Regions from separate parts of the Homo sapiens genome. Here regions 1, 2, 3, 4, 6 and 7 are each linked to region 5. A link is an interaction called in ENCODE POLR2A ChIA-PET data of the cell type or tissue named here. Cell type or tissue: endothelial cell of umbilical vein. All regions are shown on one strand.

Region 1 (4,000 bases), 230 kb before region 5:
CAAGTCGCTAAACTTCTCTGTGTCTCTGTCTCCACATTTGTAGAACAGGGATAGTACTATAGTACCTACCCCACTGCTGTGAGAGGGCAATGTAATGATGCATAAAGCACAGCTAGCCTGTAGGAGATGGCCAGGCCCACCTAGAGAGTCCCACAGGCAAAGCTGGGAGGTGCCAAGGCAGGCATAAATGGTGAGTAGTTAACTGTTGCTAACCATCAAACACTGCCAGAATCCCTTTTCCTTGCCAGGTCCTGAGCTTGGTGCTGAGGACGCCTGGAGGAATCACAGAGCCCATCTGGAAACAGCCCATCTCCTGGCTGGGTTGGATCAGCCTCTGGTAGGTCTCGTGCCCTGGCAGCTATCTCAGGCCTGTCTCCCCTTCCCAGGGGGCCTTAGCCTAGCCTTTTGCATCCTAGAGCCCACCATGTGGCCCACTATGCTCACGCAGCTCCAGGAGAAAATTCTCCTCTGCCACCCCCAGAACATGGTTCCTCCGTCCCTGGCTCAAACCCTGAATCTTGCTTGGAACAAATGCAATGAGAGTGTCCAGCACTGAGAAGGCCTTTAAGACCCATTGCCCCCCTGTTCTGGATGCCCAGGGCATAGGGCCCCTGCCCTCATGGAGATCGTGCTTTAGTGGGGGAGACAGAAGAGCTCAAATAGAGGTACATGCTGTGAAGGAGCTATTTTCACAGAAGAAGCTAAGGCTATTTTCAATCAGGTGGTGAGGAATTCTTCCCATTGGACACTTGGGGAGACAGAGGAACAGACTGACCCAAGGTCATCCAGCAAGGTTCTGGGAGAAATCAGGACAAGATGGGCACGGCAGCTCTCACGCCTGTAATCTCAGTACTTTGGGCGGCCAAGGCGGGCGGATCATTTGAGTTGGAGACCAGCCTGGGCAACATGGCAAAACTCCATATCTACAAAAAAATACAAAAATGTTCCAGGTGTGGTGGCATGCACCTGTAGTCCCAGCTACTTGGGAGGCTGAAGTGGGAGGATAGCTTGAACCCAGTAGGTCGAGGCTGCAGTGAGCCACGATCTCACCACTGCATTCTAGCCTGGGTGACAGAGTGAAACTCTGTCTCAAAAGAACCACCCCCCCGAAAACAAACAACCAAACAAACAAACAAAAAAGAAAAAGCGAGAGGCAGATCCCAGAGGTCTACAGCCCTGTGCACTGAGCTGTCTCCAGGGGCTCCTCAAATTGTCTCATTCACCTTGTCCTGTTTGTACCCACACCTCCACATGGCCCCGTGGCATCTCAGCTCTTCCCTCTCTTGGGCAGCAGAGGCTTCTGGGATGACCTAAAGGTTTAGGTCATCCTGGAGTCGACCCAGGGCTCCCTTGGGTTCCTGTGCTGTTGCAGGGAGGAGGCTTGGGGCCCTGGGCAGTGGGAGTGTGTTGGGGGCCGGGAACTTGCACGGGCAAATGGTGTCTGTGAAAACATTGGCTGCTGACAGCTCCAGCCAACAAGGCCCCCACAGTCCAGATGTGGCCTCACCCACCTCCCTCCTGCAACAGCAGATTTACAAAGAACCACACAGCCCATCTCAGAGAAACAAGATTGCAGGGTTGGAAGGGGCAGGAAGGACCACCCAGTCCAAGCCATGGGAAGCTAATGGCTCTGTCCTCTGCCTTAAAGGTTGTTTGAACAGCAGGGGTCACTCCTGGGCTGAGAGTGTCCTGGGAAAGGTGAGGCCTTGGCTTTCCTAGTCAAATGTTCCAGGTTTCCTACCCAGAAACGAGAACTGAATCCAGGGGTGGAACCCATGGCCTGACTCTCCCAGCTCTCCCAGGAGGGAGTGGGCTCCTTGCTCCTGCAGGTGTGTGGGCAAGGACTGCACTCCCAGAGCAGACCAGAGGCATGCTGTATAGGGCATTCTGGCATTTGATAGGGGTGGAACCTGAGGCCTTCTTTCTGATTCCTGCCAAATCCACCACCCTAGGCCCCAAAGCCTGCTGGCTCTCCTTGCTTCGAGATGCAGGGCACTCCAGTCCACCCCCACCTCCAGCAGCAGGACAGTCTGGAACCTGCTTCCTCCAACCTCCCCTTAACTAAGTGGGCCCAGCCCTAGGTCTTGATGGGAGCATTCTCTCCCCCATCCCCCACCAACACTTCTCCTAATGCATCCTCTCTGGCCCGGCTGAGAACTGCAGACGGCACTGTGACATGAGGGGAGATAAGGGGGCTCTCACATTTCCCCCGGCTGGGCTCCTGGGCCGCCAGCATTCACGCTGGCTGATTTCAACATGAAAGGGCCCCTTGAGAAGGAGAGCCCCCTCCCTTTCCCCCTTCCCTCTGCTAAGCCCCACTCCGCAGCTAACCACTGTCTGAGCCGCCCTCTTTCTGGAGCAGCCGCTCGCCTGCCTGCTAAGCCTTCCCCCAACTGCTTCAGCCTCACCTCGGCCACCTCCATCCTCTAGGATGGGAATCCCCAGCTCTCCTGCTATACACACACACACACACACACACACACACACACACACACACACACAGGGCTGCTTCCCCACCCCCTCCCCCCACCAGTGCTATATTAGAGAGAAGAAACAGGGAGTGGGGATTGCAGTCTCAGCCGGTGACACAAGGTTGGGGGGGTGGGGGTGGTCTGGAGATACAGGGGAGTTGACCAACCACAGGCCACTACGTTGAACAAATCTTTGTGGGAGACTGCCCAGAAGAGAGGAGGTCTCCCAGCCCCAAATGCAGAGAGAGGCACCAGGATGTTTGAGGACCCAAGGGCTAAACACCCAGGCTCTTTTCCTTAACTGCCTGAGACAAGCACCCTTCAAAAATCCACTGAAACATCTCATGTTTCTGCCACCAGAGGCCTTCCAGGTATCTGCCCTAAATCTTTTACATTGCAACTTTTAAAACCTTTTATTTTGAACTAATTTTAGACTTATAGAAATATTGCAAAAAATAGAACAGATTGCTTTCGTACACCCCTCACCTAGTTTCCTAATATTAATATCTTACATAACTATGGTACAGTGATCAAAACCAAGAAATTAACATTGGTTCAGTACTATTATCTGAACTACAGATCTTATTGGAATTCCCTATTTTCCCCCGTCACATCTTATTTTCCGTTCCAGGATCCTGTCCTGAATCCCACATTGCGTTTAGTTGTTACTTCTCCTTAGTATTTTCCAATCTATGACAGTTCCTCAGTCTTTTGTCATCTTTCATGATCTTCATACTTTTGAAGAGTGCTAGTCAGGTATTTTATAGACAGTCCCTTGATTGAGGTTTGCTTGATATTTTCTCATGACCTGAGGGAGGCTATAATTTTTGGCAAGAATACCACAGAAATGGTGTTGGGTCCATCTCAGCACACCACAGCAAGAGGCTCATAATGTCCATGTGTCTTATGACTAGTGGTGTTTACCTTGATCACTTGGTTAAGCTGATGTGTGCAGGGTTTATCCACTATAAAGTTACTATAGTTCCCTTTTTAGTTGATAAATATCTTGGGACTATGCAAGTCCTGTTTCTCCTCAAACGTTCACCCACAATTTGTAGCATTCATCAGTGGATCCACCATTATTGTAGTGGTGCTTTCCTGACAATTATCTATTTTCCTCTTTCTTTCTATGCATATTGATTGCAATTTTACTGTAAGGGAAAGTTCCCCCTTCTCCCCTGTTTATTCAGTTTTTTTAACTTTTATTTTAGTTTTATGGGTACATGTGCAGGTTTGCTATATAGGTAAATTGTGTGTTATGGGGGTTTGGTGCACAGATTATTTTATCACCCATGTGTAAGCATAGGTAGTTTCTCAACTCTTACCCTCCTCCCACCCTCCACCCTTAAGTTGATATTTATTTTATTCTATGGGTTAAAATCCAGTATTATCTCCCCCCTCAAGGGGGTAAAGTATAATTCTCCATTCTGTAAATATGGGCTGGGCATAGTGACTTCCTTCCAAAGAGTACAGAAGAGGGAAAAAAGTAACATGGAGAAACCTGACAAACACTGCCTCAGTCAGATGAT
Region 2 (4,000 bases), 66 kb before region 5:
GAGTCAGAAATAAAGTTCACAATGAAAACCAAAGGCAGAAGACCTCTGGAGAACAGGAGTCCAGGGCTGATATTTGGGTTACATCAGTGTGGTCAGGACTGAGGATTGATCAAGGAATAGAAAGGTCAGCATTACAGGTCTAAGGAGAGGGCTGGCGGTCTTGTCTTAGGTCCGATCATTACTATGTGTGGAGGCCATGGGCAGTAGAGAATCGGGTCTGCGTGCAAGCCCAGACCATTTGCCCGGCCCAGCACTTCCTGTTCCTCTGCCTTTTTCCAGCCCCAGGATCTCAAGTTGTAAATAATCCTTAGAATACCAGCACACATTTGTTTAGCACCTTTTTTTTTTTTTTTTTTTTTTTTTTTTGAGATGGAGTGTCGTTCTGTTGCCAGGCTGGAGTGCAGTGGCATGATCTCGGCTCACTGCAAGCTCTGCCTCCCAGGTCCATGCCATTCTCCTGCCTCAGCCTCCCGAGTAGCTGGGACTACAGGTGCCCGCCACCACGCCAGGCTAATTTTTTTGTATTTTTAGTAGAGACGGGGTTTCACCGTGTTAACCAGGATGGTCTCGATCTCCTGACCTTGTGATCCGCCCGCCTCAGCCTCCCAAAGTGCTGGGATTACAGGTGTGAGCCACCGCACCCGGCCTTGTTTAGCACTTTCACATCCCAGTTCCCTTGCGCCTTGAAGGAAGCAAATCTCTAGCCCTCTCCATCTTTACCCTGGCAGAGCCCTATTTATCTTTTAAGCCTAGTTCAAATGTCACCTCCTCTGTGAAGCCTTTCCTGACCCCCTGCCCTGGCATCCTCTCTGCTCCCATGGCTTCTTGAATTCCAACTGTCACCACACAGATCACACTGCACTATATCTCTCGGTTGCTCTGTCACCCCCACCACACTAAGGGCCCCTGAGAGCAGAGACTATGTCTGGTTTGCCTCTGAGTCCCCAGGGCCTGGCACTGAGCCTGGAACTGGGAGGGTCTTAAGAAATGCATATTGGGTGGATGAATGAAGCAAAAGGGACACATGTTCACATACAGGTCACTCGTTCCTGGGGTCTGGGAGGCCAGTGAACTTGACAGTTGGGTCAGGGAGTAAAGGTCCATGACTAGTCTCATTGCTGGGCCCCAGGCCATGTCTGGGATAGGGATGAAGGCATGAGCAGCGGGGGCAGGGAGGTGGGATGGGTGCAGTGCCCTATGGAGGGCGATTTCTGCTCGTCCTGGGTCCTTACTGTTCCTCTCTCAGTCTGGTCTCAGGCTCTGGACAAGCTCCAGGAAGGCAAGGCAAAAAGTATACAAGTTACATCTGACCCATCTCTCTGGTGGGCACCATGCCAACATCCTGTCTTGCTTGGCATACCAGAGCAATCTGTGACCCCTCCTTCTCTGGCCATCCTGGGGGGCTCTGTCTTCCTAGAGAAGCCTGAGCTAAGGAGGCCCAAGCCCTGCTCTGAATCACCTGTCCCACTCCCCTCCCACTGAGCTAGGCTGGGGACAGCATGACCGAGCAAGGAGAACTGAAGTCAGGGAGCCTGGCTGCTTGGATTCGTGACTCAGCTTTGCCATCAACCTGTCGGGTAACTGTGGTTGAGTGTGTGATTCTGGCTGACCCTTGGACCATCCCCACTGGGGACTACCGGACTCTCTGAGGGATAGCAGCTCCTGCGAAGGCCAGAGGAGGGCCGGCGTGGGTGCAGAAGCATGGCCCTCACCACCCTGGGCGAGTGGCGTCCGGCGCCCGCCCGTCCGCCCGCCCGCCGACTGCCTGCCTGCCTGCCCGCCTGAGCCTGCACCCGCCTGGCCACAGGCTGAGGAAGCATAATCATGCTGGGCTATTTCAGACCCATTATCTCAGCTCAGCTCCTGCTTCCTGAGCAGGCCCCGAATTAGCCTGGCGCTTTGTTCTCAAGTGCATTTGTCAGATCGCTTGGCCTGTACCTCGGGGAGGAGGGAGAGGAGGGAAGGGAGGGCAGGGGCGGAGAGGGGGGCGGGTAGGGAGCGGGAGGAGGAACTCGACGCTAATTAAGACTCATTAAAAAAAAGAAGACGACAATGAGGAATAAGGAGAAGAAGAAAGAAAAACGAAGTGGAGGGGGGAGGGAAAGGCTTGCTGAGGAAGCAGAACAGCCGCCGGGAGAGACACATACAGAAACGCGCAGGCATACACACGCCCACAAAAAGACACGGAAACACACACAGCTCTCCCTCCCGGCAGCCTGCGCCAGCACTTCCCGCGCTCAGCCCTGCCCTGTGCCAGCCTGGCCGGGGCGACTTAGGCTTAGAACCCTGAGCCTTCCTTCCGGTTCCCCGGGCTGCCCTGTGCCAGCCTGGCCGGGGCGACTTGGGCTTAGAACCCTGAGCCTTCCTTCCGGTTCCCCGGGCTGCCGGGCTAAGGACGAAGCACAGCCAGGATTCAAATCCTGCCCCGGCTCTTCAGTAGCTCTGCAGCCTCTCGGTTTCCACGTTTGTCAAAGGAGAATCCCTAGGTCCACTGAGCAAGGCTGGCAGGAAGGCGTCCGGACATAGAGAGGCTCATCTGTTCGGGAGTGTCTCGGCCCAGCAGCAAGCCTCCAGCTGGCGGTGCCCTCTCCGGGTCAGGCCTGGCTGCGCTTCTGCCTCTGAGCCCTTCTCAGAGCCAGGGGTGGTGCTGTACCAGGGCTCAGGCCCTGCTGGGCTCCCTCCCCTCCCACCACTGTTGGCCTGTGCCCCGCCACCACCAGCCCAGGAAGCTTTAATGGACTATTGCTTGGGCAACAGACAAAGCTGCCCAGGGCAGGGAGGCCTCTGCATCTCCACAAAGGTCCCAAGTATCCCTAATGAACTAACTCTAGCTCTCTTTCTCTCTCAGAATTCTTGGTTTCTTAGTAACTCACATATCCCAAGGCAGGAGCTCAGCTCAGTGCCAAGCTTGCCTTTCACACCACTTCAGCCAGGCCCTGGGTGGATAAGAAGACCTCGGTTTGGAATGTCCACTCCAGCCCTCACTTGCTGTGTCTCGGCCTTCCCATCTGCGAGATGAAGGAACCTCCACTCTCCCTGCCTGCCCCAAGCATGACAGCACTTCATGCCCCCCAGAGAGAGAGGGACTTTGCCAGCTTCTGACAGGTCTTTCAGAGATCAAAGTTCAATTATGTCTTTCTTGCTTGGGTTCAGAGGCATGAGGTCAGAGCCTTTCAAAAGCTCTCTCATCTCAAAGCATTCATAAACTCATCTTGGTGGCAAGAACACCCATCTAGGAGTCAGGCAGTCCTTGATTCAAATATCTGCTTTGCAAATCACTGGCCATAAGACCCTGAGCAAGCCAACTCTCCTTTTGCAACTTTAGTTTCCTCTTCTATAAAATGGGGTTAATGACCATAGCTACTTCATAGAGTGCCTGGTGCACAGTAGATGCTCAATACGTTGGGCTGTTATTATTACTCCTCCCACCTCCTTTTCCCCATGTCATCCCCACTCTATCTGGCCCAGCTTGGAACCACATCCCTCAGAGCAGCCCAGGTGTCCTCAGGCCTGCAGGGCAGAAGGGGTAGAGGGAGGCCCCTCTCAGAGAGAGCTGGGACAGGACAGCAGGGGTCCATGTCGTCCCAGGATTCTTCCTTACACTCTCTGGTGGAGACTGGGGACAGGATCACAGGAGCTCAAAGTGGGTCACAAGGGCTCAGACCAGCCCAAGCACTGAGATCAGAAACTGGGGCTTCGGCACAGGGAGTAGTCAGGTCTAGGAGCAGAAAGGGCATGAGCCAGGGTTGGTAGGCCTGGCTGCCAGTCCCAGATTTGCCGAGGACTCTGCATGCCCTCAGCTGAGTCCCTGCCCCCATATGGGTGTCAGCCAGTATCCCCTCCCCCAGAGATGAGGCTGCAAGTGTTCCTGGCTGCCAGAGAGGAGGTCGCTGCTGAGCCCCTACCTCACTCAGTGAGGTCAGCTGGCAGGCCTCCTCCCGCTGCCCTCCCCCATGCTTCTCCACTCCCCACTTTGGCAGGACCATTTCTTGCAGCCTCT
Region 3 (4,000 bases), 390 kb before region 5:
TGGAGTACTGGAACCCTTGCCTCGGTTCAGTGACAATGAGGAGCCCCATGTACCAAACCACCCTTTTGGGGTGTGAATATGTCTTTGTGTTCAGGATTACATCTTTCACATTTCAACCTCAAAGCAAGAGAAAGCTTTTCCTTTTTGGCTTCTTCATGTCAAACATCAGCCAAGCTAATGTTAAACCCATGATGAAAATTAGCCAAAATTTACACACGAATATATATATATATATATACACATCCTGGCTTGGACAGCAGGCAAGGACAATTAGGCAATTTTAGAAATGATCCCTTTGCTTACACCTCAATTAAGAGAGTTCACTCCGATTTTAGGTAATTCCCAACATTTGAGCAAATTCTTAAGTTTCTTTGTTGTTGCTTGTATGATAACTTACTTAGAGAGCTTGAGAAGGTGGCAGGTCTTGTGGTGTGTTCATATATACATTGAAAGTGAATTCAGTTATGCTTTAAATTTATCTGAAAATTTCATGGCATTCAATTGCTCCTCCTACAAGTGTTGATTGAGGAGTTCGTGGGTGCAATGCCTTATGCTGGATGCCAGGACCACCTTAATTTACCTTTTTAGGCCTTAGTTTCTCCCTTTGTAAAATGTAGGGATGGGTTAAATCAGGGTTTGTTAAATTTTATTTTTTGGTGGCATATTTTCTCTAGGTAAAATCTTATTTGGAACTCTAATAAAAATGACAGACTGAATAGAGCTGTTTTGGGATGGGGGGCCTCCCCTTAAATACCCCACACCCACACCTAGGTGTCCCAGGGCCTCTGATTTTTTTCAGAGCAGAGCTAGAGGGGCTGAAGACCAGCAGGGCCCTACCCTTGATGCTGCAGATCCATGTTGCTGGGCCTGCTCTCAGCTCTTTTTCGCTGCTACCTCCTGCTGGATTGGGGAAAAGTCTGGGTTGGAGCCTGCTTAGAGGTGACGCTTCATCAGAGAGCTGAGCATCTTCTGCTTCCTCCTCCCCCACCGAGCCTCCTCCTCTCTCCTACTCTCTCCATCAGTCCAGTATTTCTGGAGGCCTAAGCAGATTTCAGACAAAAGAAGCTCTAGGCCCAGTCCACCTCCTCTGTCTCCCCAAGCCAGAGGGAGCTTGGAGCCCTTTTGCCCTCTCCTACGCAGAGGGAGACTCCACCAGAGAAGGCCAGGAGCTTCGGGAGGATGTAGGCTGGGTACTCCAGACTTCTGGGGCCGACTGTTGGTTCCCTCTCTCCTCATTGCCTGTGAAGGAGCACAAGGAATTTCACCCCAAAATATGGCTCCCTGGTATAAGGAGTATTTTGAATTAAAGTTCTCTAGACATCAACAGGCACTGGATGTTTCCCCCCCCACTACAACGTGGGGTACGTTGTCCCCACGGACAGACCCTCCAAGGGGAACAATTTTTTTTCCTTCCCTGTTATCTTATTATCTATTGCAGAAAAGAAAACCAAAAATGTTTGGTTTCTTTTCACAGAATAACGTGTCTCTCAGGGTCGTTTAAATTCCAAAGAGAACTGTTTACACGTTAATCTGTGTTCCCCAATTCAGTCATTCTCATTGGTAATCATTTATTGCCCCTCAGCAGAATTCCTCTTCTCCCCCTTCCCATAACCTGTTTGCCACGATCCAAGTCCCCATTCTTTGTGTAACCTCAAGATGGTATCTAAGCTTCTGCCCCCCACTGCGGGCGTGGGTAATCACTCCGTGATTCTCCCTGTGCACATGTTAATACATTTGTATGCCTTTTCTCTGATTAATCTGCCTTCTGTGAGTTGATTTTTCAGCGAAACTTCCAAGGGTGAAGTTGAAATTTTGCCTTGGTCCCTACACTTGCTTCGGCCAGAGCAGGTTCAAAAGGGGCTCCAGAAGGGAACTGGATATGGAGGGGACTTTAACTGGAGACAGAGGTCACCTGCCTCATTTTGCTCACTCTGAGGCTTGAAGAGAAATGCCCACAGCCTGTAGCATACGGCTGAACAGGCAGGGTTGGGGGTAGGAAGCAGGAAGAGGCTAGAAGCAGGGGGTAGGAACTAAAGAAAGAAAGCAGGCATGGGGGAGGGGTGGTCCTATTTTCCTGGTATTCAGAGGGGCTGGTCAGCAGCTGATGGGTCTCCAGGCAGTGGTGTACGGATGGGGCCAGAGCCTATTCTCAGGGTCCAGGTGGCCAACTGACTTGGAGGACTGCCTGGCCCTCATACCCACACCCCCCTTCACCCCACAAAAAGGGAACTCCCGAGCTAGTGCCCATTTCCCCAGCCCACCAGGAGGAGGGGGTGGCTGGGGAATATTCTACCATTTTCCAGATGGAGAAAAGTGAGGCCCAGGGAGGTGAAAAGCCTAGAGCAAGAGCCATCGCCAGCCCCATGGACTGAGCCTCAGGGCAGGGGTGGTGAGGGTGGTCAAGGGATGAGAGGGGTGGGGTGGGGTGTGAGGTTGAGCTGAGCCGGCTGGGACTCTAACCACCAGCTCTTTATTTAGCTTGGGGTCTGAAGCAGCTAAACGAATGTAAATGAAATTCCACAAGTGAAAAGGGTTTCTCTGGTGAGACTCCTCCGTTACCAGCCCAGAAGCTAGGTATGCGAGGACCCACCCCAGGGAACATTGGCATAGAGCCCAGGCAGCCACTGGGTGGCGCTGTCTCTCCATCCAAGTGTTTAGGCGGGTTTCAGATGCCAGGGCAAAGAAGTCACCCCCATTCATGCCCCATCCTGCCAGGCCCTTAACAAAGGCGCCTGGGTTAGGGCAGGGAAAACCAGTTTTGACAAAACTCCATGTGTCCCCTGGCACGTGGGTGGGAAATGGAGGGTCCAGACTGGCAGGGCTCAGGAAACCCAGAGGAAGGGACAGGCAGTTGATTGGGGCCCCTGGGGGCCGCCCTGTTTCTCAACCACTCTTGGAGCTGAGAAGCTCCAGGTGTTTTGAGCCTAGAGATGAGGGAGAACAATTCTCCCCATTTCATCGGCGAACACACTGAGGCCCGGAGTTAAAGGACCCAAAGATAAGCTTTTGAGCAGCCTAGGAAGCACCCCTTCCCAAAACTTACGTTTCAAAGTGAGCCCCTTTTTGGCTGGGCCACAGCGGCGACGCGGAGAAGGGGGCTTTAGAAATGCTAATACCATGCGTGAGTGACAGTGCGAGGACAATGGAGGAGGGCGCTGTGAATGGGGCCGCCGAGGCCTGGGAGCCGGGCTCCCCACGTGGGAGCCAGGTGGGGGAGGGGCGGGAGGGGAGAAGCCGGTCCCAGCCTAGAAGCTCCGAGCCTGGGCTAATTGGAAGGGGCTGCAGCTCTGGGGGCAGGATGGGGGTGGGGATTACCTGCGGGTCGGCCGCGGAGGGGCGGGGCTCCGAGGAGGTAGGGGGCCCTGCCGGCACGGGGAGGGGGCGCCGGAAGAGCCTTGGACCTGCTGACCTGGAGACCGGGAGAAAAAAAAGCGGGGAAGCTGAGGGGTCTGGATAAGCCCCGACTTAAGGAAGGCAACAGCAGGTGACTTGGAATAGTGTGGAGGGGGCCCGAGAACCCGTTCCCTCATTCGTTCATTCTGCATCAAAAGGTGGTTAAGAGGCTGCTCTCCAGTCACACTGCTGGAAGTCTTTTCGGGCTCCCTGGCTTATTCACCATGTGCTCTCCAGCATCAGTCACATTGGAATAAGAGCACCTGCCTCACGAGACACTTGGGACAGCGCAGGTAAAGTGCTTAAGAAAGTGCCTAACAAAGCGCTCAGTAATGGTGAGGGTTTGTTTGTTTGTTTTTGTTTTTGTTTTTTTGAGACAGAGTCTTGATCTGTCACCCAGGCTGGAGTGCAGTGGCGCGATCTCAGCTCACTGCAACCTCCGCCTCCCGGGTTCAGGCGATTCTCCTGCCTCAGCCTCCCAAGTAACTGGGATTACAGGTGCCTGCCACCACGCCCGGTTAATTTTTGTATTTTTAGTAGAGACAGGGTTTCACCATGTTGGCCAACCTGGTCTTGAACCCCTGACCTCAAGCGATACACCTGCCTT
Region 4 (4,000 bases), 190 kb before region 5:
TTCTTCTGTCCTCAAACAAAGGCCTGTGGCTAGGGCCCCCAGGGGAGCAAACAAGCAGGGAGGAAGCAACTTGCCTCACTCTCACTTCTCCCACCACTGCCGGCCACCCCATCGCTCCCTGCCTCACTCTCAGGCTTGTTCCTTCTCCATGTGGCAACTGGGTCACTCTCTCTTTTTTACCTTGCTTCTTCTCTCTGGGTCCCACCCTTTCTGCCATCAAAATGTCTCTCATATCTGTTCCCTCATCCCCATCCCCACCATCTCCCCTCAGCCTTCTTCCCAAGCAGCCTGTTCACCTTCCTAAAATGCAAATCCACCTTCCTAAAAATGCAAATCTAACTGCATCACTCCCCTGCTCAAGAACCCTTTAAGGGCTCCCTGTGGCTATAGAATCAAGTTCTAACTAATTAACTGGGGAGTCCAGGCTCTAGCTTTTCTGTTCAGCACCACCTCCCACCGTTTGCTCTTAAAGTCTGCACTTGAGGCATTTGGGGATCCCCTTATTTATTTTCCAAAATAAGGGTCTCTGCTGGATGCCCCACAGGCACCTCAAACCCTCCATGTCCCAAACAAAATGCCTCAACCCACCCATTCTGCTTCTCCCTCACAGTGTCCTAGTTCCAGGAATAGCATAACAACCCACTCAGTGGGCTCCTCACTTTCCCTCACACCTGGCATTCATTTGGAGACCAAGTCCTGTCAATCCATTACCTCTGCCACCTCATGACATCTTCAAAGCATCCCCACTGCCATCACCCCAGAACAGAACGGGATCATCTCTTGTCTGACAATTATAGTAGCCTCTCCCACAGGCTGAATGAGTTTCAAACCGAGCTCAGATCAGGTTCTGCCCTTCCTTAAAGCTGATGGCCTACAGGACACACTGCCTTCGCAGTCTTGCCTCCCAAGGCTGCCATTCCAGTCCTTGCCACACTGAGCTCCTAGAGTTTTCTGAACCTGACTTACAATATCCTAGTCCCTGATCATTGCTTTTACTCTTGTCCTTCACCTAGAATGTCCTCTCATCTCTCTGCAAGTCCAAGTTCCCTGAGTGGTCCATCGGCAACACTTCCTCCTCCGAGAAGTCTTCCCTAAACCTCTCTGTTGGAAATAACTGGTCTTTCCTCTAAACATTCTGTGAGCTTTCTGTCTAGGTTTAGTGTAGTGATTAAGAGCACAGGCTCTGGAGTCAGCCTTCCTGGGTACAGAATCCCAGCTCTAGAATCACAGTTACTAGGGCAATTCATATAACCTTTTTGAGTCCATTTCCTCATCTGTAAAATGGAGATAGTTGTAGTTAATGTGAGATGAAATGATTAACCTGTGTACAGTCCTTGAGACAGTGCCTGCCATGGGTAAAGTGTTGTATTGGTGTTATGGGTACTATTATTAGTAATATGACCTCTTTTACTGATCTGACAGATCCTTACAGGCAGTAACCAAGTTAGATCCCTATTGTCACCCACATTGGACATTTGCTGACTGAATGGAGGCTACCCACTCCCTGACACTTCAGGTCCCTGCAGAGCCCAGAAGGAAGGAGGGAGGCTGAGAAACAGGAAATGCCCTCCCCTCCCTGATGTCCCTGTGGGCTAGGGTGCAGGCCAGCTTGCTGCAGTCCCAAGCCTCCCACTTTTCCTCTGAGGCCACTGTGCAGCTGAACATCCCTGCACATGGGGAGTGATGGAGACAAATTGGAGAGAATTCAGAGGAGCGAGGTCCCTGAGCCCTTGGGAAAGGGTAGGCCCAGCTGAGGAGGAAGATGAAAGCAGTTCCATGTGTGTGGCTTGGCTGAAGGACAGCACTGGGTGTGGTGAAGGACATGATAACTGGAGATAGGGATTCTAGCAGTGCAAAGAAGCCAAAGAGGGGGAGGACTGGGACCTCCAATCATGGTGGGGCCACTCTGCTCAGGCAAATGGGCTCTTGAGATGCAAGCCTGGAGCTTCTTAGAGACCCAGGAGGGCCTGCAGGCCCCTTCCTTCTACTGGCATGGACGGAGGACTCTCCACACTGCTTCCTAGGGCTGGCAGTTCTATGCAGTCCTGGCCCTGGGAAGGAAGGGAACCAGTCCAGCCTCTGCCCCATCTACCTATAGCTGTCTGAGGCTGCATCTATGTGACTCAGTTGAGAGTCTGAGGTCCACCAGTTTGCAGAGCCCACCCTGGAGCATGCTGTGCATTACCTGCAAGTCCATGACAGGGCTTGTGGGTTTTGAATCCTCCCTCTCCCTCCTTCCTCTGCCCCCCTCCCCCAGTTTCAAGCCATTGTTTTCAGACCATGGACCTCTGCCCTCTCCTCCCGGGTACTAAGGGGCAATTCAGGGGCATGGAGAGGCCGAGAGGAAATATTGGAAATGGCCTTTCCATCCTCCCCTCAGATCCGGGCTTCATCGTCCTTGGGCCAAGATAAATAAAGCAAGCAAGGGAGAGGCCTCTGCATGCTCAGTGCTGATGGCTAAGCTGCCCCTGTAGTGGGGGTGGCGGGCTGAGTGTCAGTCTACCCAAGGTTGCTTTGGGTGCTTTACAACCCTCCTCCCAAAGGATCGTGTTGGAGGGAGTGGCCGGGCCAGATGCCCAGGAATCAGTAGCATGAGGAGCAAGGCAGAAGCCCCCTGTGTGCCCCCTTCATGGAACAGAGCTTTCTTGGGGTGCTGAGTCTATGAGGGCCTTGAAGGGAGGGCTAGGGAACCTAGGAGGAGGGGGGAATCTGTAGCTCGGGGCAGTGGCAGAAATCTTTCCCCAACCAGCCCCCTGGCCCCCAGAGCTTCCTGTCTTTGGCCTACCTAGGTCTCCCCATGTCCATTTCCTGATCTCAGAGAGTTGGAGGGCCCTCAGAGTGGGGAACCTGGAGGACCAAAGGCCCAGAACCCCCCAAACTCAGAGTTCCCTGAGGGCCACTACCAGGCACCTTTCACTGTGACTCCTGAGGGGGCCAGGCTGTACCCTTGAGGTCATGGCTTAGCAGAGAGTATAAATCTTGAGAGAAACAGACCCGAGTTCAAATCTAGCCTCTGGGTTGTATTTTTGACGAGTATTGGACAAGCCCCTTCCCTTCCCTAAGCCTTACTTTGCCATCCTAAAATGGAGAGCCAAATCTCCACCTCACAGGACTGTTGGCGGGAGTCAATGAGGTAACCACATGCAAGGGCCAGGCACCTGGTAAGCATGAGCTGCTTTGCCCTTCTCTGTGCTGGATGTGGGCCCCAGGCTGCCATTTGAGGCCCAATCCTGCAGTGCTCTGGAGGGAGAAGATCTTGGCCAACTGTTACTCCTGAGTTGTCTCCAAAGAATCCCCACTGATTCCTCTTACCCCAAGGTCATAGAGTGACTATGGAGGTATCTAGCCTCTTGCCACCTGGGCCAGGCAGAAGTGGCTCTTTGACCCTCCAGGCACAGTTTTGCTGAATGAAGTTCTTCCCGGACAGACCCGTAGTCTCTGGGCCATCCCTTTATCTCCAGTCATCTCTGCCATCTCAGCCTTGCACATGGCCCTCACCACAACACTGGGCAGGCCTCTCTGCCAGCTCTCTGACTGAGTGTCAGCCTTGCCCGTGGAACTCTTTCTCTGAGTTCCAGATTTTTCAGGACCATTCTTTACCTTTTTGGACAATCTCACCACCTCCACCCTGTTCAAGGCCAAGAGCTCACTCTTGGGCCTGCTTTGTCACTTGCTTCATTTAGAAACTCAATGGAGCAAGGGCTGGCCTACAAGGGTCCACCTCACAGTGGCAAGGGTCAAAGAAAAGAGCCTGAAGGTGAAGGCCAGGAGATCTCAGGGCTAGTTTCAACTCCTTAGCTCATTCCTTCTGTAGTCTTTGGAAGCCATTTCCTCTTTGAACTTCTGTTTTTCCATCTATAAAATGGAGGTCCCAGTTCTTGCATCTCAGGGCTATTGGGAAATGCACAAACGTTAACGGCAGTAGGATCATTGAAAGAATGTTTTGGCTCAAGGACCTGGAATTGAACCTTCTGGCTTGGCTCAATTCTGGGCCCCATGG
Region 5 (4,000 bases):
GTAATAGGACTCTACCTTAATCGAGGAGAAGAAAACTAAAGCTGCCTTCTCCTACTCCAGGGCTGAGAGATCAAACGTCCCTGGGACCCAAGAGGCCAAGGTAGGCAGGAGCCTGGGAAGTTACCCGGGGCAGGGCGGGGCTGGGGGGGAGGCGGCGTGGGGCAGCAAGAGTGGACAGGAAGAAATTTGAGATACAGGAATCAGTGATCACGGATGGAGCAGGTCAAAGCTCCCCAGTTTCCTGCTAAGTGGGGTTGTTCGCACATTGCTGGGACCTCCAGAAAATTGAGAGGAAGGGCAATTTTGACCCTTGGTTCCAACCTGAGTCCTGGATGCCAAAAGAGAAGGTCCAGAGGTCACTACAACAGCCCCAGCGACTTCCCACTAAAAGCCCAGAAACCACTGAGCCACCGCCCTGAAAGGTGTGCGTGTTGTTTGGAGGGGTTGTGTGTGTGGTGGTGGTGGGGTAGTTGTGCAGAGGAAGGAGAAGAAAGAAAAGAAAGGATGTCCTTTATATAGCTGCCCACTCCCCGCCCCAACCCCTTGGGGAAAACTAAGCACAGCTTCCCAATCTGGGGGACAGACTCGGGGGCCAAGGGGACCTGCCTGGGCAGGAATCGCTCCTTCTCCACCCACCTCCCTCAACAGCTCGGCCGCCACTCTCCGCCCTGGCGGGCCCTTGAAGCTCTGTTACCGGCTCCATTGGACCCCTGACGGGCACTGGTTCGAACCCCCACTACCCAACGACCACTCTCCCACTCCGCCCCTCTCCACCCGCTGCCTTTGTGAGCCTGGGAGCAGCGCCCGCCTTTCTACCGCTCCGGCAGGGAGAAAGGAGGGGCGGGGGGCAAAAAGAGACAGCAAAGCAAAAAGCCAGGGAGGAAAACAGGGAAGAAAGAGAAATGAAAATGGGAGAAGCCCGAGTGGGGATGTTGGCGCTGCCACCCACCCCAAGCGCCGGGTCCCGCTCTGTGTTCCCTCCACAGCTACGCAAACGAGGAACCCGTGTTCTGGCCTCGTCCCTCGCCCGAGTCAAGCTCGCTCCTGGAGCGGCTCTCGGCGAAAATCACCACGTTCCCAGGGGCCCCGGAGGGAGCTGCGTTCTCGCCTCCACTCAGTTCTCCGGTGCGCTCTCGGGCGCCCGGACTCCCCAGCTCCGCCTGTGCGACCACCTCGACTTCATCCAAGACGTGCAGAGGCAGGGGGTGGGAAGCCCGGGGGGTCACAACCCAGCCAAGTGCCCCTACCCCACCCCGCCGCACCCTGCTCCATCCGCCCGCCCGCAGGAAAACACTCGAAAAAGCCGGAGACAAAATGAGGCGCCGCTCCTCCTCCGAAGACCTCCCCACATGCACTCCGGGGCGTGCGGCCTCACCCTGAAGGAGTGCCTCCCACCCCAGCGTCCAGAGGAGATAAGTTACTCACTTGGGGTTGAGGGAGCTCCAGGATACGGGCTCCAGGTTCTTGGCCAGCGGTGTGGCGAGCCGGCACAGCGCCCACACGACCATCGCCACAAGCCACTTGCCGAGCCAACGCTGCCCAGGCCGAGCCATCTTCCCGGGGGCAGACTGCACTTCGGGATCCCTTGGCGCCTCCTCACCAAAGCTCGCCTCGCCTTCCTCTGCCGCGCTGCGCTCGGAGCCGCTCAGGCGCCCATCCTCCGCAGCCGCCGGCCTTGAAGTGCTCCCCTCCCGCCGGCTTCGGTGTCGCTCTTCTCCGCCCGGCCGGCCAGGAGGACTCACTGGGCAGCCGCCCCCAACCCGGGCATGGGCTTCGGCCCCCGAGGGCTCGTTCTCCTGGGCTCTCCGCTGCCGCACGAGGCGCGACGGGGGCTCTGCGCCCCCGGGTGATCCCGCCCGATTCCGCTCGACTTCCCGAGACGCTTCGGGGCTGCGCGCCCTCTCCCCGACGGGGTCTTCCCGCAGAGGTCTCGGTGACCGCCCCGACGCCTCGACCGTCCCGGGATCGCTGTCCCTTGGAAGAAGTGGGGGTTTCCCCACAGCACAAGCTCGGTCCCCGGGCTCCCGACTGGGCCGCCCTGGCACGGGCTCCGTTCCTCCGGGCCACACTGGGACTCCGGGCTACGCGCCCCCGGACAGCTTCTACTTCAGCGCGGGCCCTGCTCAGTGTACTTAGAAGAGCGGGGAGATGCTGCCGAGCGAGCCAGTCCCATTAGTTTGCGCCCCCGAAGCCTCGGCCGGGTAGCCCGGCAGCCTCGCGTCGCCGAGTCCTGGCTCCCGGGCGATCGAGCCCGAGGGTCTGCGGCCAGTGCGAGCCTCACAAACCTCCCACTGCTGTCCAGCTCGCATAGACTCCCTCCGCTGCCGCTGTGCTGTCTACTCCCTTGCTCAGGCGAACGCAAGGCCAACCCTGCTCTCTTAGCCAATAGCAAGCTCAGTGGCGGGGTCCTTGCCCCATACCACGCCCCCAGAGCAGGAAGGGGGCGGGGTTTCAGGGAGCTCTTAAGGACGCCGCGCGCCCGATGGCACCAATCTGAGTGTGCGGCTCGTGCGGTTAGGGTTGGGTCCCTCTCAGTCCTGTTCCCAGAGAGCTCAACCCGTGGGAAGTTGGCACTCTCAAGAGCTGCCGGCCTGCTCTCCTCTCCACGCGTCTGGTCAACACCCCAGCCCACTGACCCTGTCCCAAGTACCCCAGGAAAGTATTTCCATTTTCTTTTTACACACAGGACCCCTGAAGTCCTGCTCTGTGCCCACCTCCGTGTCAAGGACAGCCTGTCTGCTCCTCGTCCAGTCCCACGTAAGGCTTTAGTGGGCTTTCCTCCTCTCGCCCTCAAAATGCACTGTCTGCTTGCACTTGGACCCGGAGTCAGGAACATAAAAGTGAGAACAGTGGGAGGGGGAAACTGGTGAGGGTCCAGTACTTGATTGGGGTTAGAGGTGGGGCGGGGAGCAGGGTGGGGTGTGGTGGGGAGAGAAGGCGTGTTCATCGCCCCTGGGGACCAGGCCTTCGGAATCTCAGCTTTCTGGGGGAGCCTTGTGGGACCTCTGGAGCCAAGATTTAGTCTTGTCCTGTCCGAAGGCGCGGGCAAGGTCCCGGGATAGGCAAGCGGGGATGAGAGGGCACGTCGATAAAGAAAGACACCTCGAGGGCAAAGAGGAAAAAGCACAGGGCATGAGACTTTTGAAAAAGCAAAAGCGGGCATCCTGGACCGGAGAAGCCGGACTCCAGCCTGTCCCGGCCTCGCCATCTGGGTCTTTGTCTCCCAGCCCTGGCCCATTCTTCCCGCCCCGCCTTGCCTCTTTGCTTATAACTTGGCTCGATCCCATAGCTCAGACCTTCCAGGTCCGACCCACTCTCGCTGGTCGGACCCCAGAGGACGTACCCACGTGCTAATGTCTCCCCCTGCTGGACTTCCATAGCACTGCGGGCGCCTGGGATAAACCCGGAGCTTGCCATAGCACAAGACCTGGGACAGGCGTAGCCTTGGCAAAAACCGTCACCCTGTATGGGGAGGAAGGGAAAGAACTAGAAGGATATCTGAGTTTGGGGTAGGCTTAGGGACTGCCAAGAATACAAGGTCTCCCCACTTTTTCTTTATGGAGATAATTAGATGAGCAACATTCCCAAAGTGCTCCACCATTCACACAGTTTCATGTCCATCATCTCGCTTAATAGGTGACTGAGCTACTGCGTTTCTCAGTGGATCCTCTGATGATCTTTGTGGCTGTAGAGGTGGGAATAGCCCAGATTTTGTCTTTTTATTTTCTCCCAAATAGAGGAGAAAATAGGGAAAATCTGGGCCCTTCCCACTTCCAGGGGCAGCCCTTGAGGGTGAAGTGGCTCTGGGTAGGTAGGGAAAGAAGGAGCTGTTTGGGGTCTCTGAGCTCTCAGCTGGACCCTGCATTGGGGTGTAAGGAAGGAGAGATGAGATGAATAGGGTGTAGGGACACACCAGTAGTCTAGCTGGGAGACTGGGATCCCTGGAGTGCATGCTAGGACATCAAAACCTGAATACAGAAAGCAGCCTGCTGCTTACTGA
Region 6 (4,000 bases), 200 kb before region 5:
GAATGCCCAAATAACATGTCCAAAGTTACAGACAGTCACTGGGAGAGCCAGAAGCTGAGTCCAGGGCTCTTTTTACTCAGGCCCCTTTAGGCAATGAGTTCGGCAATTGATTTCCTTGGGTAGAGTTGGTGCAAGTTCTCCTCACTCTTGGCTTGAGTAGAGGAGTTTTCTTTGCCGGCCAGAGCCCCTGAAAGGATGTTATTTAAAGTACAGTAAAAAGTTGTTTGTATAGAAGCCCAGATGCAATAAAGCTAGAAAGAATGGGTTTAGATAGCAGCAGGAAGGACTTATGATAGACTCCAGGAAGAACCTCAAAGTACTTTATTGTATCTTTAGATACAATAGATAACCAGGAAGGCCAGGGTGCCTGTCTCTGCTATTTTCAGCAGTTGTCCTTTCCCACACCTTTTCCTTTCCCTTTCCCAACATCTCATTGCCCCATAGTCCCTCATTGTATGTGTTCATCAGAGGTGGTCTTGCCCACTACTAGCACACTCTGAGATCCTAGGACACTTGTGGCAATAGAACAGCTAGGATCCAGCTCAAGTCAGGAGTGGCCTGAAATTTTGTCACCCACACCCCTCACCAATCTCTGCCTGTGGGGCTCTCCATTTGACCCAGTGGCCTTCCCCACCAGCCAGAGTGTTGATCAGGGCAGCATCACAGAGAGTTAGGGGTGAAGACAGCAGAGTGGTGCAATGGAACAAGAATGGACTTGTGTTACACAGACTGCATCCCTGCTGTGCTACTACAGCTAGTTTGACCCTGAGCAGATGCATTCGCCTTCCTGGCCCTCACTTTATGACTGTAAAATGGAGGATGATAGTAACTATCCCATTGGGTTGCTGTGAGGTTGCAAATGAGATTGTATATTTAGTTCATAAATGTGGCCAGAGCGCCTATGTTCTGCCAAGCCCAGTGCTAGGTAACTGGGGGAAGGGGGGCCACAGAAATGAACAGGAGGGCCAGTCCCTGTTCTCAAAGAGCTTTCAGTTATACTCACTTCCTCTTTCCCCTTCTGTGGGCAGATACTGAAAGCAACCTCTTCCCAGGCCAAGAATCTGGGTTTCCAGAAGCTCTTCCTCTCTCTTAGGGCAAGAAGGATGGGAAAGGGTCTTCCATCCTGCACTTGACCCTTTGCTGGACTCTTCTTTATTTACACATCAACAGATGATTGACAGGCCCCAAACCCAGTGCCTGAGTACTAGTCCTCCTTATTCATACCCACTGTTTCAGATTAACCCAACATCTCTTGTCCTCATGCCTAGAAAGCTCTCTATGGACACAGATAACGCCTCTTTATAGATGAGGAGACAGAGGCTCAGTCTTGTGAGGGAGGTGGCTCAAGGTCCCAAGACAGGTACGTGATGGAGGAAGGGTTAAAATCCAGATCCCGATGGACTGCAAAGGCCTTTCTCCTTCCTCTACACCACATGGTTGGGAGAGAGCTGGGACGTTGGGATTGTTCCTGAGGCTCTAGGCAACAACGGGGACAGCCAAGTCCAGGCCAGTCCAGGTGCTCACCCCAGGTGTTTCCTCACAAGCTTTTCCTCAGACGTCTTGTCTCTTCCCTTTGCGGAGTAAGGCTCAGAGGAAATGCCTCACCACTCTCCAGGCATGTGCTGGAGGCTGAGGACTGCTGTCTCATAGGGGTAGGAGGAGGGCTGGTAATCTCAGCACAGAGGAAAGCCCCTCCTAGAGCCAGTCTGGCCCTCTCGGCACCCTCTCAGACATTCTCTGGAGCTCTTGCCAAACCTCCCCTGGGTTTTTCCAGAGGTCCAGGGAAATTCCAGGAGTCAAGGACGTCAATGTTTCTGACATACACAGTCACAGCATCCCACAAATGTACCTGGCTGATCACACTCAGCTACAGTCTCTCTTTTGAATATGGGTGTGTAAGCAGGCCTGTGCATGTACACACACATACACACATGCTATAAATGATGAGTCAATTCCACAAGCCTCCTGCAGAAGCCCATATCTTCTCATCCTGTTTACATTTCAGCGAGTCCCACCTCACGTTGCCCTGAGTGTGTGTACAGGTCACAGCAATGCTGAGAGCAGCGTGGGCCAAGCGCAAGACTGGAGCTTCCACCCCTCCTCCACTGGTTTCATGCTCATTTTCTTTCCTTTTCCTGTTCCTCCTCCCAGACAGAGTTGCCTCCCTCTTCCAAAAGGCCACCCATGCTTAGCCACCCCTCACCTCGACACACACATATCATCGTCCCAGGTCTCACTGTCACAAAGAATAAAGCTGAGAGCTGAGTCTGCTGGGGTGTGGGTGGCGTCAGGCCCAGAGAGGTCACATGCAGCTGCCCCAGCTGGCAGGAACGTTCTAGAGAAATGGGTGGAAGGAAGCATTTTAGGAGCAGCAGGCCAGGCCAGAGAGCCCTGTTGGGTACTACGGGCCCAGGCAAGAGGTCTACTTCAAGAAGATTCCATTAGGGAAGTAAGACAAGAGGCAGTGCAACATAGCGACTGAAAGCAGACTGGAGCCAGACTGCTATGTGACATGTGATAGTTACTTAATCTGTCTGTGCCTCATTTTCCCCATCTGTAAAACTGAGATAATAATAGCAACCTACCTCACAGGGTGGTTTTGAGGTCAAGTAAATGAATACATGCAAAATGCTTACACAGGGCCTGGCACAGAAAAGCACTACATAGAAGTGGGGTTATCTTTTTTTTTTTTTTTTTTAATGAGATGGCGTTTCACTGTGTTGCCCAGGCTAGAGTGAAGTGGTGCAAACACAGCTCACTGCAGCCTCCACCTTCTTAGCTCAAGCTATCTTCCCACATAGCTGGGACCACAGGCATATGCCACCACATCTGGCTAATTTTTTTATTTTTTTGTAGAGACAGTGTCTTGCTATGTTGCTTAGGCTGGTCTTGAACTCCTGGGCTTAAATGGTTCACCTGCCTTGGCCTCCCAAAGCTCTGGGAATACAGGTGTGAGCCACTGAACCCGACTGGCTATCATTTTAAGGATCAAAATTATCAGTATTTCTCCATGACCCCCAGTCACTTACACAAACACACACACACACACACACACACACACACACACACACACAAAACCACTCGTATTCTCCTTCCTCTGCAGGTGTCAAATCAGCCTACAGATCTCCAAGCCAGTGCAGGCAGAGGCCGTATGACACAAGCAACCTCAGTCACCACTCATCCTCCATCTACTGGCCAGTCCCCCTCCAATAAATAAATTTCTGATTCTGACCCCCAGCCCAGGCCAAGGCTCACATTGGCTCATGAGAACTGCATGTGCATATCTCTTTACAAAGCTGTATCCAGTGATGTCATATTCATAGCTTGAATTCAGCCACTGTGGGAGTATTTATACCATGGCAATTGGCAACACTACAAATCAGAGATTTTTTTCCCCTCCCCGTGAGCAAGCTGTTAAATATTTACCAGCACAACATTACTTGTACCAACCTTTCATTTCTCCGCATTCCACCCTGGGGCCCTTCTCTACATGACACTTGCTCTTCTTCCAGACGCTAAATCCAACTGTAGCTGACTCCCTGCAGCAGCATTGCCCCATCTGATTAATATCCTGTGACTACTTCCTCTTGGAACCTCAAGGCCCACTGTTGACTGTGCCCCTGCCCTTTGGCACCAAACTTTGTCCACCAGGGAGCCCCCTTCACCGCTAGTCAGACCTACTCCCCAGCCCCCATCCTAAGCAAGTATGGGAGTCTCATGCCAGGCCCCTGCCCCATCCTTTCCTCTGCCTGCACAGTGTTGCCCTAAATTGCCAGTAGGCTGGTATCCAAGTCCTGAGCAAGCCATGATGAGGCATCTGCTGTACCTCTGAAAAGCAGAGTATAAGATTTTGCACGTTGGATGGTTTGCTCCATGAAGGAGCAAGAGACCTGGAGGGGAAGCATGACCCAGGGTGGTGGTTATCTTTTCTTGTGGGCTGAGTGGGCCAGTTTATTTATTCATTAGAATAAAAGCTGCATGAAGGCAGGATTTGACATCT
Region 7 (4,000 bases), 120 kb before region 5:
CTGACTATTAAAACCACATTGATGGGGGAGGCTGGTGACTGGATCAGATAGGAGCCACCACATGCAACAGCCATTAGCTCTGAAGTTGCTGTGCTTCCAGTAATAGCTCCCTGGGGGCCATGTCTGCCCTCACCCTCTCCCTAACCAGTTAGCAAGGGGCTCATCTTCCAACTAGGACCTCCTCCAAGAAGTCCAGTCTCCCCTTACCCAGGGTACTCCAGGTCCCCAATTCTGCCACCAAATACCTACTCTGTGCTGGGCTCTGGATATACAGAAGTGAGTCATGATAGCTGCCTTTATTAAGCACTTACTATAAGCCGGGTGCTGTTCGAGCGTTTTATGTGGACTCTCCTTTTTTCTCACAAAGGCCCTCTGGAGGATTGATGCTTTCATAATCCACATTTAGCAGAAGGAAACTGAGGCCTAGAGTGTCAAAGGGACTTCCCTTTTAGTAGGTGCACACATCTACTAAATCGCAGTACCAGAATTCAAAGCCAGGCAGTCTGAGTCCAGAGTTCATGCTCATAGCCACTGTGATCTACTGCCCCTCAGCCCTGACCTGGAGAAACTTCCAGTCATAGAATAGACAGCTAAGGAAGGTGCTTTATTTTGGGTTACATGGGGAAAGGGCTGTGGTGAAAGAGAGCCCAGGAGGCTGTGGGAGGCCCAAGGAGGGGCACACAGGAGAAGAAGAAAAGTCAGAGAAAGCTTCCTGGAGGAAGTAGCACCTGGACTGAGTTCTTAGGGACATAAGGGGTGAAGGCACTGAAAGGATAGTTCGGGCAGAGGGAGTTGGCAGGAGAGCAAACCCTCCAGGCAAAGGGAGCTGTTTGGAGAGTTCCTATCTACCCAGTGGGGGTGAGCTTGAGGGGGCGGGGGGGTGACACAGTTAACTCTAACTTTTCAGTTCACTCTGGCTGAGGCTGCAGGGTGGATTGGAAGTGAGGAAGAATACAAGCAGGGAGATTAGTTAGGAGCCTCCTGCATAGTCCAGAAGAGGTGAGGGAGGCCTGGATTCAAGGCAAGGCAGTAGGATGGATTGCTGTTTAGGAGGTGGAAACAACAGATTTGGAGAGGGTGAGACAGCGGGGGAGAAGGAGGCAGCAGAGGCCAGGATTCCCCTTCCATGTCCCCGGGCCACCTGCCTGTGGTCCAGAAGTCATGGCAGACCCAGCCACTCTTCTTCTCGTAGCCTTCTATAACTCCTCAGCCCTCTTTCTCCCAACATGGAGGCAGGCCTGTAGGGAATTCCAGCTCTTTTACTTCCTGGCTGTGTGGCTTTGGGCAAGTCCCCCAACGTCTGAGCTCCAGTTTACTCATTTGTAACAACGGACTCAGTGGTCCTTGGATTCACAGGATTGCTGTGAGAACTAAACAAGCTCCTGTACGTGATACCCTCACAGGGGGCCAGGCACGGATTAGGAGTCTCCGGAAATGAGGGGTCAGCAAATGTTTGTTCCCTTCCCCACTTTCCCCAGCTGTCCTTCATCAACCCTAGATCTAGTCATTTTAGCCCATTCAAGGGTCTCAGTACACAACCCAGACATGGCTGCCTCCCTGCTTTGTTGCTCTAGCTGCTAATTCTATCCTTCCTTCAGCTCCAATTCTTCCAGACTCAGAGGCAGCCTCTTCCTGGGAGCTTCCCCTGATTTCACTCTGGCCAGAGAACTGTCCTTTCTACTACCATCCCAGGGCTCTATTTAAGAGCAACAAAACTGTGCCCCAGGCATGTGTCCTCCTCTGCATGGGGTGGAGGGAAAGAGGCTCAGGAGGATGGGCAGAGGGGTAAATGAATACTAGTAATAACCGATATTGGAAAGCTTGTGTGGGTAGACAGCTGTCTTGACCCCCAGGGCTTCCCTTGGGCTCACACTCTGCCCCAGAAGGCACCAGCCCAACTGCCCCTTCAGGCCAAGTGGGGAATGGCAGGAAACAACTAGTGACAGGAAATAAGGATACAAGCGGGTTGAGGAATGGCGGCAGCCGGGGTGACAACAGGGAGTGGTGGGGGCTGTGGTGAAGTGGTGAGCATGTGCCCCGTCTTCTGGAGCATTGGCTACTCAAATGGAGTTGATTGTCGTCACGTTGGAATACAAGCCTAGGGTTCTCAGGGCTCCTGAATTTTTGAGAGCAGGAAATCTGGATTTTTATATAAAATTGCCCTCTTTTGCAATCCTGGTGACTAATCTTAAACTTCCTGGAAACATTCTGCAAGCTAAACAAAACATATCTCTAGGCTGAGATATGGGCTGCCAATTCACCACCACTCAAATTCTGCAGATGTTCACCGAGCACTCCATTGGGCACTCAGCTCCGTGCCAAGCACTGCTAGGCACTGCTGGGCAAAGGGACACAGAGGTCTCAGAGGACTTGGATTCCTCTCGGGGAGGCAGACATGTCTATAGACCCACAGGGGCTATGGCTGGTGTGATTATGAATGTGGGCCTACAGTCAGGCAGATGTGAGTTCATGTCATGGCTTTGACTTGTACTAGCTGTGTGTCCCTGGGCAAGTTGCTTAACCTCTCTGAGACCCAGCTTCTGTCTGTAGGGAGGGAGAAAATGGCTTAAAAAATCTCAATCTCTCAGGATTTTCATGCCTGCCAAATGAGCTAATGGCTGGTGAGTCCTTTGTGAATTATCAGCTGTGCAGGTGTGCAGGGATGTTCCAAGGAGCTGGGATTAAACGGTTGAGGCCACACCTGGAATGGGCTGAGTCTCTAGGGTGCATCCCGATGTGCAGGCACCTATGGAAGTGGAATAACAGTGCTCTGGGCAAAAGACAGTGAGGGGCCCTGGCTCAGAGGCTGGTGGCAAGATGCTGTTCACTGCATGTTTCTGCCACCATCCTATCTGTGTGGGCAGTGCCCACTCCCTGCAAGGACCTCCTGATGCTGGGGCAGGTGGAGATTTAGAGAGAGGAAAGTGCCTGCCTAAGGTGGGATAAATCCTAGAAACCCAGAAATTCCGTCTTTACTCCACAGCCACTGTCCTACTGCTAAGAACAACCCACACTTACCGAACACTTGTTATGTGGCCAGGCACTGCCCTAAACACATTTACCTACATTGGTTTAATTTAACCCTGACTACAAGCCTGTGAGCTACATGCTGTTATCATCTCTTATTCCCAGATAAAGACACGGAAGCACAGAGAGGTTAATTGACTTACCCAAGCCACACAGCAAATAAATAGCAGAGCTAGGCCATGAGCCCGAGCTGTCTGGGTCCAGAGTCTACACTACCTGGATTAAAATCACTGGATAAAATTCTCTGTGTTGAAAGACTTAATGTGATTTCTGTTTTCCTGACTATACCCTGATGGACACAGTCCCCATCTGTGCCACGGAGGAGAATAGAGGAGTGTCCAATTGCTTCAACATTAATAACTCTTCCCATTCTGATGGTGACAGCCTATGCCCAAACCCAGGCCCCTAGGAACACTCTCATGTGGGGTCCCAGGATCCTGGGCTACTGTGTCCGTCCCTTCCAATGCTCTCTGCTTCCCCTGGGCAAGGCCTGGAGGCCTGGAGGGAGAGGCAGTGCGCCAGACAGAGAGTGACAAGGAGGCTGAAGTTGAAGCAGAGGGCCAGGGGACCTCTGATGTGGGCTGTAGACCAACAGGTGTGCCCAAGGTGGGTAGGGCAGGCTGAGGCCAGTCAGGTCAGCAGAAGGGCCCAGAGGTTAGCCCTGTGCTCCAGAGCCCCCTGCACTCATCCCCACACACAGACACATGCACACCCCCCATCATACTCACACCCAGGCAGACACACACCCACATGGACACTCACCCAGCTACAGTTACTCACACACGGAGACATGGATAAACTGGCATACACCCATAGATGCACAATCCAGCACCTACACACCTTGTCCCCCAAAGCCCTTGTTCATACAGACACACGTATGAACACAGGCACACACACATGTGAACACTCCACAAACATGTGCCCCTTCTGGGGAGGCTTCGGAAGGGTTGTTCCAGCCCAGCCCATAGCACTC

What was found. ChIA-PET counts read pairs that join two places held together with the same protein. Peaks named below come from ENCODE experiments on the same cell type or tissue, not always from the same donor. Only the 100,000 strongest peaks of a DNase experiment are listed, where the experiment ranks them.
Region 1: POLR2A ChIA-PET joins it to region 5 with 34 read pairs; 13 of 35 experiments call an interaction of 5 or more read pairs at or near these places.
Region 2: POLR2A ChIA-PET joins it to region 5 with 42 read pairs; 14 of 35 experiments call an interaction of 5 or more read pairs at or near these places.
Region 3: POLR2A ChIA-PET joins it to region 5 with 16 read pairs; 20 of 35 experiments call an interaction of 5 or more read pairs at or near these places.
Region 4: POLR2A ChIA-PET joins it to region 5 with 11 read pairs; 5 of 35 experiments call an interaction of 5 or more read pairs at or near these places.
Region 6: POLR2A ChIA-PET joins it to region 5 with 14 read pairs; 6 of 35 experiments call an interaction of 5 or more read pairs at or near these places.
Region 7: POLR2A ChIA-PET joins it to region 5 with 10 read pairs; 9 of 35 experiments call an interaction of 5 or more read pairs at or near these places.

What each region holds. Positions count from the first base shown.
Region 1 is chrX:69,058,543-69,062,542 of GRCh38, reverse strand. It overlaps LOC105373242 (a long non-coding RNA gene), which reads left to right. Exons shown (of 6, transcript XR_001755876.1): 5 at 249-337. Among named protein-coding and RNA genes, the nearest start is that of PJA1, 100 kb to the left of the region's middle. RefSeq lists an enhancer at 891-1,792. In endothelial cell of umbilical vein, no CTCF peak of the experiment used is centred here; no DNase peak of the experiment used is centred here.
Region 2 is chrX:68,892,996-68,896,995 of GRCh38, reverse strand. No RefSeq gene overlaps it. Among named protein-coding and RNA genes, the nearest start is that of EFNB1, 66 kb to the right of the region's middle. RefSeq lists enhancers at 1,173-1,684, 1,685-2,198. In endothelial cell of umbilical vein, no CTCF peak of the experiment used is centred here; DNase peaks (open chromatin) are centred at 1,555 and 1,845; H3K27ac peaks cover 1,823 bases.
Region 3 is chrX:69,220,930-69,224,929 of GRCh38, reverse strand. No RefSeq gene overlaps it. Among named protein-coding and RNA genes, the nearest start is that of LINC00269, 43 kb to the right of the region's middle. RefSeq lists an enhancer at 1,803-2,574. In endothelial cell of umbilical vein, a CTCF peak has its summit at 2,628 (motif pointing right); no DNase peak of the experiment used is centred here.
Region 4 is chrX:69,017,265-69,021,264 of GRCh38, reverse strand. No RefSeq gene overlaps it. Among named protein-coding and RNA genes, the nearest start is that of PJA1, 150 kb to the left of the region's middle. In endothelial cell of umbilical vein, no CTCF peak of the experiment used is centred here; a DNase peak (open chromatin) is centred at 2,304.
Region 5 is chrX:68,827,330-68,831,329 of GRCh38, reverse strand. EFNB1 (ephrin B1) reads right to left here and starts at 2,309. Exons shown (of 5, transcript NM_004429.5): 1 at 1,426-2,309. The coding sequence starts at 1,553. In endothelial cell of umbilical vein, a CTCF peak has its summit at 3,361 (motif pointing left); DNase peaks (open chromatin) are centred at 2,399 and 3,359; H3K4me3 peaks cover 2,203 bases.
Region 6 is chrX:69,025,593-69,029,592 of GRCh38, reverse strand. No RefSeq gene overlaps it. Among named protein-coding and RNA genes, the nearest start is that of PJA1, 140 kb to the left of the region's middle. RefSeq lists an enhancer at 1,064-1,253. In endothelial cell of umbilical vein, no CTCF peak of the experiment used is centred here; a DNase peak (open chromatin) is centred at 1,652; H3K27ac peaks cover 880 bases.
Region 7 is chrX:68,943,992-68,947,991 of GRCh38, reverse strand. No RefSeq gene overlaps it. Among named protein-coding and RNA genes, the nearest start is that of EFNB1, 120 kb to the right of the region's middle. In endothelial cell of umbilical vein, a CTCF peak has its summit at 1,904; a DNase peak (open chromatin) is centred at 2,201; H3K27ac peaks cover 332 bases.